Regions from separate parts of the Homo sapiens genome. Here region 1 is linked to region 2. The links are chromatin loops, found by intact Hi-C in ENCODE. Cell type or tissue: CD4-positive, alpha-beta T cell. All regions are shown on one strand. Each heading gives the region's core, and the rest is flanking DNA. Links, peaks and the distances in the headings are about the cores only.

Region 1 (4,396 bases), core at 252-4,251, 530 kb after region 2:
CAAAAGGCCACATACTGAATGATTCCATTTATATGAAGTGTCCAGAATAGGAATCTCTGTCTCTTTCCATAGAGAAAGAAGGTAGATTTGTGGTTGTAGGGGCTAGGGAAAGGAGGGAATGGGGAGTAACTGCTACTGTGTTTCTTTGTGGGGTAATGAAAATGTTATAAAATTAGATAGTGATGAAACTCACTGAATTGTGCACTTTAAGTGGGTGAATTTCATAGAATATGAATTATATCTCAATAAAGCTATTTTTAAAAAGGCCAGGCATGGCAGCTCATGCCCATAATATCAACACTTTAGGAGGCTGAAGCAGGAGGATCACTTGAGGCCAGTTCGAGACAATCCTGGAACCATAGTGAGACCTCATCTCTACCAAAAAAAAAAAATTGTTTTAAGTTAGCCAGGCACGGTGGCACATGCCTATAGTCTTAGCTATGCAGGAGGCTGAGGTGGGAGGACTTTGAGCCTAGGACTTTGAGATTACAGGGGAGTATGGTCATGCCACTGTACTCCAGCCTAGGTGACAGAGTGACACCATGTCTCTAAAATTTAGAGAAAAAGAGTAGAGGTCCAGGGACTAGTTGGAAACTATATTAAAGTAGTCTAGGCATCTAGGCAGGAAGAACCAAGGCAGAGATACTGAGATCAAATGGAATAAGCTAGGGACATAGAGAATGAGAATTTGATGAAGCCACTTAGGCTGGATCTGAGATTTGTGGCTCAGGTAATGGAGTAGATGATTTTGCCATCTTATCAAGATCAATATGCAGTAGATCTAAGTATGATGATGAATTGGGGTTTTTTAAATTAAAAAAAAATTTTCACCCAACCTACCTGCCCTTGCCCCAGTGATGAGTTTGTTTTTGCCATGTTGTTTGTGATGCCTGTAGGAAAGCCAAGTAGTGTTTAGAGCTCATGGAAGAGTCTGGATAAGAGGCCTGTGGGTTAAGAGGCCTGTGGGTTAGGAAGCCTGTGGGTTTGGCATTCATGGGCTGCATGAAGTAAGTGGAGGACTAAGGAGATGGAAAGGGAGTGGCCAGATAGGCAGGGGGAAAACAGGGATGAGAGTGTTTCTAGGGGCAGGAGTGGTCAGCAGTGTCAGTAGCTAGTGACAAAGAGGCTGAAAGGTTTTCATTGAATTTAGAATAGGGAGGCTATGAGTGAGCTTACAGAGAATGGTTTCTACAGGTGCAGAAAATTGATCATGATCATTTGAACAAATGGAAATATAGACAACTTTGTCCAAATGCTTGGCTGTGGAAGGAAGGTAAAGGCAAGCCACAAGGGGGGGTCTTAGGTTTTGAGGATTAAGCCTGTCTAATTATATTATACATGAGAGGCAGTATTTGAGCAGGGCCTTGAAAAAGAGGTGAAATTTGGACACAGGAAAATGATTGGAAAAGGCATTACAGATAAAGTTAACTTCCATTAATTGACTTGAAGTAATAACAGTCAACCATTTATTGAGGACTTTCATGTGCCAGACAATGAACTAAGGGCTCTACATGCATTATCTCATTGATCCTTGCCCCAGCCCTTTAAGAGAGGAGGTACCATTGTTATTTCCACTTAGAGATGTGAACACTGAGGAACTGAGAGGCTACCTCACTGTGGGTGTCTGTGTGTATAGAGGTCCAGGCAGTCACAGGACAGTCTGGTCACACAGCTAGAAGGAAGTGAAGAGAGTTGGTAATGTGCTGCTTTTAAAAATGTATTTATTGTATCATGATCACTTTGTCAGTACTTCACTGTGGACATCCTCATCTAACATTTAGTTTTGTTCTCTAGTGTCAAGGGAGCCCTCTAATGGACATTTATTGCACTACAGACTTTCAGCTTTCATACATTCAAAAATTGAGTGCCTCCTGTGCCCCAAGCACCAGCTCAGATGCTGTTAGGGTGATGCAAACAAGACAGACATGGTCCCTGAGTTCCTAAAGCAAGCCTGAGGCAGGAAGAAGCCGAATGTGTGTGGAAACCCAAGAAGATGGGGAAAGTGGCATGGGAAGGGACTGGAAAGTTAGAGTGGGTCAGATTAGACAGAGCCTTGAAAGCCAGGATGAAGAGACTTTGCTTTAAGAGTAGTGGATTTTGGCCGGGCGCAGTGGTTCACGCCTGTAACCCCAGCACTTTGAGAGGCCAAGGCTGGCGGATCACGAGGTCAGGAGATCGAAACACAGTGAAACCCCATCTCTACTATAATTACAAAAAATTAGCCAGGCTTGGTGGCACGCGTCTGTAGTCCCAGCTACTGGGGAGGCTGAGGCAGGAGAGTCGCTTGAATCTGGGAGGCAGAGGTTGCAGTGAGCCGAGATCGCACTACTGCACTCCAGCCTGGGTGACAGAGTGAGACTCCGTCTCAAAAAAAAAAAAAAAAAGTAGTGGACCTTTGTTGGAGGACGTAGGTCTGATTTTGTTTTTAAAGTCACTGTGGTTGTTCTGTGTTTGGAGGATGGATTACAGGGAGGGAAACAAGAGTGCAAGAGGGGAGGAAGACCTGTTAGGAGATCAATTCAGGGTCCAGGTGAGAGATGATGGACTATGGTGCTGTAATAGATAAAGTCATGATATATTTTATATATCAGCATTTTATTCCAAAACAATGTTTGAACGTCCTCCTACCCTAGATAGGGCAGACAGATTATCTGCAACATTTTTGGAGCACATTTTAATACCTGACTGTTTCCAGTAATTTACAAAAGAAAATATAGCCTTTCCTAACTTGTCCCATGTTGGTCTGCAGTTACACAGCAGTAAGTTAAAAGTTAGTATTGGGGGTCAAATATTTCACTTTAGATGAAAGTTTAGCCACAATCTGGCTTCTGTTAGGCCTTATCTAATTTTTGCATCCAAATGTAGAGCATCGTTTGTGGCACCCAGTAGCACATGCTGAGTCACAGGTGTGACAGCTGCATTTCAAACAAGCCTGAGAAGGAGAAAGAAAGCCCTTCAGTGTGTCCTGTGGTTGCGAGGAGCCACTCACGGACTCCACCTTGTGAACACAGCGGCACAGGACGCAACACAGGCCTAACCCATGCAGGATGCTGGACTCGTTCCCTTATTCACTACCTCCTCTCTCTCCTTTTTCATGGCTTCCTTGCCCCAACATCCCAAACACACAGTGTGGTTTTTGATTCTTGGCTCTTCTCTGCTGCAGTTGACTCCAGCTCTGCCTGTTTGTTCCTTCCTTTTTCTCCATCCCTGGCTCTCTGCCTTTTGGCCCATCCTTTAAGGCTTGGAATGCTCCTGGGCTTACCTTCTTTCCATTCATTGGTGGTGTGTTTTCTCAGACATACCTGCTCCCTGCTTTCATCTTTCAACTTCTTGGGGCTGTGACAACTCTTCCCTCTTTGTCCCCTGGAAGCCAGTTCTGAGTAGCAGCCAGGCCTAGAACACTGGTGACACAGACACACTTCATAGCCCTCCCGCATGGTCTAGTTTCAGATCATGGTAATCCCTAGTCTAGGAGGCTGCCGAGCCCAAGAGCACAGGCTCTGGAGTGAGAAGCCAGTTCACCCCAGTTCTACCACCAACTTGAGAATCAGCAGAGGGCTGTGGTGAGGATTCTTGGTGGCAGGTTATGTAAAGTGCCTAGCCCAGACTGGATGATTAATAAATCCTTGCATCTGTTATGTTTTAATATCTTATTAAATACTGAAAGCAGATCCTGATTTGGAATAGGTCTCAAGAAAGGAGACTAGGGTCTAATCCTGAATTAGAGTCTTTGCTTATAGGTAACAAAGAATTTATGAATTTATCTCACATTTTTGCTTAAGAGTTCTGAATTTAAACTTCCATCAAGGTCCTGGGTCCCAGGTGTTTTCAACCTAATAATTCTAAATATTGAGTGGTTGGTTGCAGTAGCTTATGCCTATAATCCCAGCGCTTTGGGAGGCCAAGGCAGAAGGATCCCTTGACCCCAGGAATGCAAGACCAGCCTGGGCAACATAGTGAGACCTCATCTCTACAAAAAATTAAAAAGTTAGCTGGACATGGTGGCCTACACCTGTAGTCCCAGCTACTTGGGAGATTGAGATGGGAAGATTGCTTGAGCTGGGGAGGTTGAGGCTGCAGTGAGCTGTGATCATGCCACTGCATACCAGTCTGGGTGGCAGAGTAAGACTTTGTCTCAAAAAAATAAAAAAATAAAAAAAAATGCTGAGTCAAGTCTACTGCTCCTGCCAGAAGAGATGACTGAAGTGCATTACGTAGAATAATAATGGTTAAAGAAAAGCTTTGCAAAAGTTCCCAGAATATATACTTTATTGGGACAGGAGAAGCTACGTGTGTCGTGGTATCTTTTTACTATTTTCTTAATCTTATAGGCCTGTGTTTCTAGTCACCATTAAATTACTACAGATTTGTGTTTTTAATGTAATATATAAGTGTT
Region 2 (4,396 bases), core at 112-4,111:
ATGGTAAATAGCCACATATTGTAGCCTCAAATATATATACTAAAATATTTTAATTACTCGAGGAAAGACTATAACGTTGTGATATAATGTAAAAGGACCACAGGCTGGGTGCAGTGGCTCACACCTGTTATCCCAGCACTTTGGGAGGCCGAGGTGGACAGATCACTTGAAGCCAGGAGTTCGAGGCCAGCCTGGACAACATGGCAAAACCCCGTCCCTACTAAAAATACAAAAATTAGCCACGTGTGGTGGTATATGCCTGTAATCCCAGCTACTCAGGAGGCTGAGGCAGGAGAATCACTTGAACCTGGGAAGCAGAAGTTGCAGTGAGCAGAGATCGTCCCACTGCACTCCAGCCTGGGCAACAGAGTGAGACTCTGTCTCAAAATAAATAAATAAATAAAATAAAATAAAATATAAAGAGATATAAATAACAGAAAATGGGCTGGGCGTGGTGGCTCACACCTGTAATGCCAGCAGTCTGGGAGGCCGAAGCAGGCAGATCACTTGATGTCTTGAGATCAGGAGTTCACGACTGGCCTGGCCAACACGATGAAACCCCGTCTCTACTAAAAATACAAAAATCAGCCGAGCGTGGTACCGCATGCCTGTAGTCCCAGCTACTCGAGAGACTAAGGCAGGACAATCGCTTGAACCCGGGAGACAGAGGTTGCAGTGAGCCAAGATCGCACCACTGCACTTCAGCCTGGGCACCAGAGTGAGACTCTGTCTCAAAAAAACAAAAAACAAACAGAAATATGCCAAAACATTAACAATAGTTATTTCTGGGTGTGAGATTATGCATAATTTATATTTCTATTTTTTCTATTTTACAAGTTTTCTTCAATGAGCATTACTCTTATAATTTAAAAACAAATACATACACACACCAGAAGACAGAACTTTCCAGAAATCCACCTACCAAAATAAGACACTATCATACTATCTCAGCTTCTTTTTACATGGTTATCTGAGAAGGGACACAGTGAAAGGAGATGGCCATACTTGTACTTTCCCCATCTCTTGGCAAAATCAGATTTTACCAACGGACTTTAATCTCTTGTCTAACAAATGTTTGTTCAACATGACATCATACAACTACAAATACGTGTAATCATACTTAAACAGCAATTAAGTAGACCATTATTTTCCTGTGTCTCATATTATATGATAACATCTTCCATGCCAGATACTCACAGCATAGTAACATGATCCCACTGGAGCCTAATGAAGAATGTTCAATGAACATGCCAATATTTTATCTGAGCTCCTTTCAAAGCATGTAAGTAGCTATTTTTAAAGTGTCCACTTTTCACTGTCCTAAATGTAAAATAATCTACAGTTAGAATTCTAAACTTTCTCTAGATCCTGACTCAATTTAGAGAGTCTGTACTAGACTAAAAATTCCAGAATCCATTCGTATTTTTATGTATACATCTTTCTTCCCTTTTCACTTTCTGTTCTCCAAGTCTATGATGCCCTCATGGGTCCCTGACTCCTTTTTCAAGGGCATTCTGAATGGAAAGATCCTCTTATACTTCAATTACTCACTTATCTCAAAGTAAATCCAATTTTCTATTCTTTTTTGATCTCTTTTAAGTAACAGTGTGATTCATTTGACCATCAATCTTTCCCCTCAGTGAGAACAGTATCACCGACTTTATTTTAGAAAGCACTGAGTATCATTTTTTAAAATGTCTTAACACCTCTTTCCCCTTCCCAAAGAACTGAAGGTAAATGAAGTAGGGTGTTTTATGGCAAATAGGAGATTTGCCTAATTCCAAAATGTTCCAATACTCCTAAAACTGTAAATTAAGAATTAGTATTTGAAAGTTGACACTTTCACACCTACGACAGGCCTTTTGGAAGCTGCTCTTTATAAACACATGAGATTCATCATAACCTTCCAGCAGGTGGCACTCATACTCTGAAAAGGGGTCTGTACAGACTAACACAGCTCTGGTTCAAGGTGGCCCTAAATCTTCTGCTTCATTTTACTTCAGTGACACTTCCTGGTTACCAGTCATAAGCTCCAGGGAGGTCAATGTTCCCCTTTGCCACCCAGTTGAAATGACAGTGAGGCAGTAAGTAAAATGCAAAAAATATAGGTTTTAGAATCAGAGGCTGAGTTTGAATCCTGTCTTACTAGCAGCAGTTAAGACATAAGGCAAGTTGCTTAACTCTTCTGAATCTCATAGAAGAATAAGATGTCTACTTACAAACATAAACAGTTTCCACAAAGAATAAATTAATATAAATAGATTAAATACACAGCACAGTGGGCCAGGCACGGTGGCTCACACCTCTAATCCTGGCACTCTGGGAGGCCAAGGCAGGTGGATCACCTGAGGTCAGGAGTTCGAGACCAGCCTGGCCAATATGGTGAAACCCAATCTCTACTAAAAATACAAAAATTAGCCAGGCATGGTGGTGGGCGCCTGTAGTCCCAGCTACTCGGGAGGCTGAGGCAGGAGAATCACTTGAACCCAGGAGGCGGAGGTTGCAGTGAGTCAAGATGGTGCCACTGCACTCCAGCCTGGGCAACAGAGCAAGACTGTCTCCAAAAAAAAAAAAAAAAAAAAAAAGTACATAGCACGATGCTTGGAACGAATTAAGCATTTGACAAATTATAGCTTTTATTATCATTTTTAACCACCACTATTTGCAAGAATGTTATGAAGAGTAAATCGGATAATCCAGGTAGAATGCCTGGCATTGTTCTTGATAAACAGTGGCTGTTGTCATTGTTGTACTTAAGTGAAAATTTCAATGCTAACCACTCCGGTTAGCTTTGACATCAGAGATACTTAGAGAGTGAGGCTGAGTTGGAAAATGCCACAGCATTTCCTTGCCAAAGTCCATGAAACACCCACTTAGTAGTTTCTATAATAATAAAATGGCTATATGAAAGTTATTTCCTTTCCCATTTTTCAACAATCTGGTTTCATTTTCTCTCTGACTTTTAAATTCTGCATGTACTTGGTCTAAGAGAGATATCTGAAACCAAGTAAGCTTTGCGATAAATAAGAAATTCACATCTCCTTGACTATGAGAGCATACCTATTCTTTTTTAGTATAAGTATTTAATCTTTTTTTTTTTTTTTTTTGGAGACAGAGTCTCACTCTGTTGCCAGGCTGGAGTACAGTGGCGTGATCTCAGCTCACTGCAACCTCCACTTCCCGGGTTGAAGTGATTCTCCTGCCTCAGCCTCCCGAGTAGCTGGGATCACAGACACATGCCACCATGTCTAGCTCATTTTTTGTATTTTTTTTTTTTTTAGTGGAGATGGGGTTTCACCTTGGCCAGGCTAGTCTCAAATTCCTGACCTCAGGTGATCCACCTGCCTCAGCCTCCCAAAGTGCCGAGAATACAGGCATGAGCCACCATGCCCAGCCTTAATCTTTTATTAACATATCCCATGAGAAAATTGGATATACTTCTTATAAATCAAGGGCACTCTGAATATACACAATTTAAATATGAAAAATGAAACAGATACAAACTAAAACAAAGAGTTTACAAAGTAAAATCTTAATTACCTGGAATTCTGAGGGGTATTCTAACTCATTTACTGATTCATTAAGTAAACTTTTGCTTGCAACCCTCCTTGTCAAAAACCTTCCTACCTTGACAGTTAAACAAAATGAAATTTGCATTTGACTCTATGTAGTCTTCTTTATTTATTTTTGTTGTTGTTGTTGATTTTGCATTGCTATAAGACCCTAGGCAGTCTTTCAGTCCCTTGGGATTTCGATAATCAACTACTAACAAATGTTTATGTCCTTCTTATTTATCCTTTTCTCTCCTTGAAATAGAATGGTGGGGTGGGGGGTGGGGAATAAGGGGTGGGGGACGTGGGTGAAACTAACCTAAAATTCCTTATTTAGATTCTGGCTTAAAAGAAAAAAGTATCGACTTATTCTCCAAATTCTGTCCCTAGTTTTCTTGTCCTTCTCCATTCCACAGTTTTTCTTAACATCTTACCCATGGACCTGAGCTTTAGCTGCTCCTTCTATGGAGAATCCCAAATCTCAATCTCTAGCCCTAATGTCACTCCTAAACTGACATCAATTTCCCAAGATGCATCATACAATACAACCAAGAGAATATCCCACTGTAACTCAAAATCCACAGATCCAAAACTGAGTATCACTTGCCCAACTTTACCTCCTAGTGTGTTTACTATACCTGCAATGATGCCAACATTTCCCAATCATCAAGGCAGGCTGAAAACCTTATCATCAGCCAGGCACAGTGGCTCACACCTGTAATCCCAGCACTTTGGGAGGCTGAGGCAGGTGGATCACCTGAGGTCAGGAGTTAGAGACCAGGCTGGCCAACATGGCGAAACCCCATCTCTACTAAAAATACAAAAATTACCAGGCATGGTGGCTT

Evidence for each region. A loop is a pair of places that touch in the nucleus more often than their neighbours do. Peaks named below come from ENCODE experiments on the same cell type or tissue, not always from the same donor. Only the 100,000 strongest peaks of a DNase experiment are listed, where the experiment ranks them.
Region 1: it touches region 2 in a loop (23-fold over the local background); 6 of 110 quality-filtered maps call a loop at or near these places.

Annotation. Positions count from the first base shown.
Region 1 is chr6:111,208,656-111,213,051 of GRCh38, forward strand. All of the region lies in intron 4 of SLC16A10 (solute carrier family 16 member 10), which reads left to right. Among named protein-coding and RNA genes, the nearest start is that of SLC60A2-DT, 48 kb to the right of the region's middle. In CD4-positive, alpha-beta T cell, for the core only: CTCF peaks have their summits at 1,821 (motif pointing left) and 2,023; a DNase peak (open chromatin) is centred at 1,826.
Region 2 is chr6:110,680,613-110,685,008 of GRCh38, forward strand. All of the region lies in intron 2 of CDK19 (cyclin dependent kinase 19), which reads right to left. Among named protein-coding and RNA genes, the nearest start is that of CDK19, 130 kb to the right of the region's middle. In CD4-positive, alpha-beta T cell, for the core only: CTCF peaks have their summits at 1,882 (motif pointing right) and 2,082; a DNase peak (open chromatin) is centred at 1,929.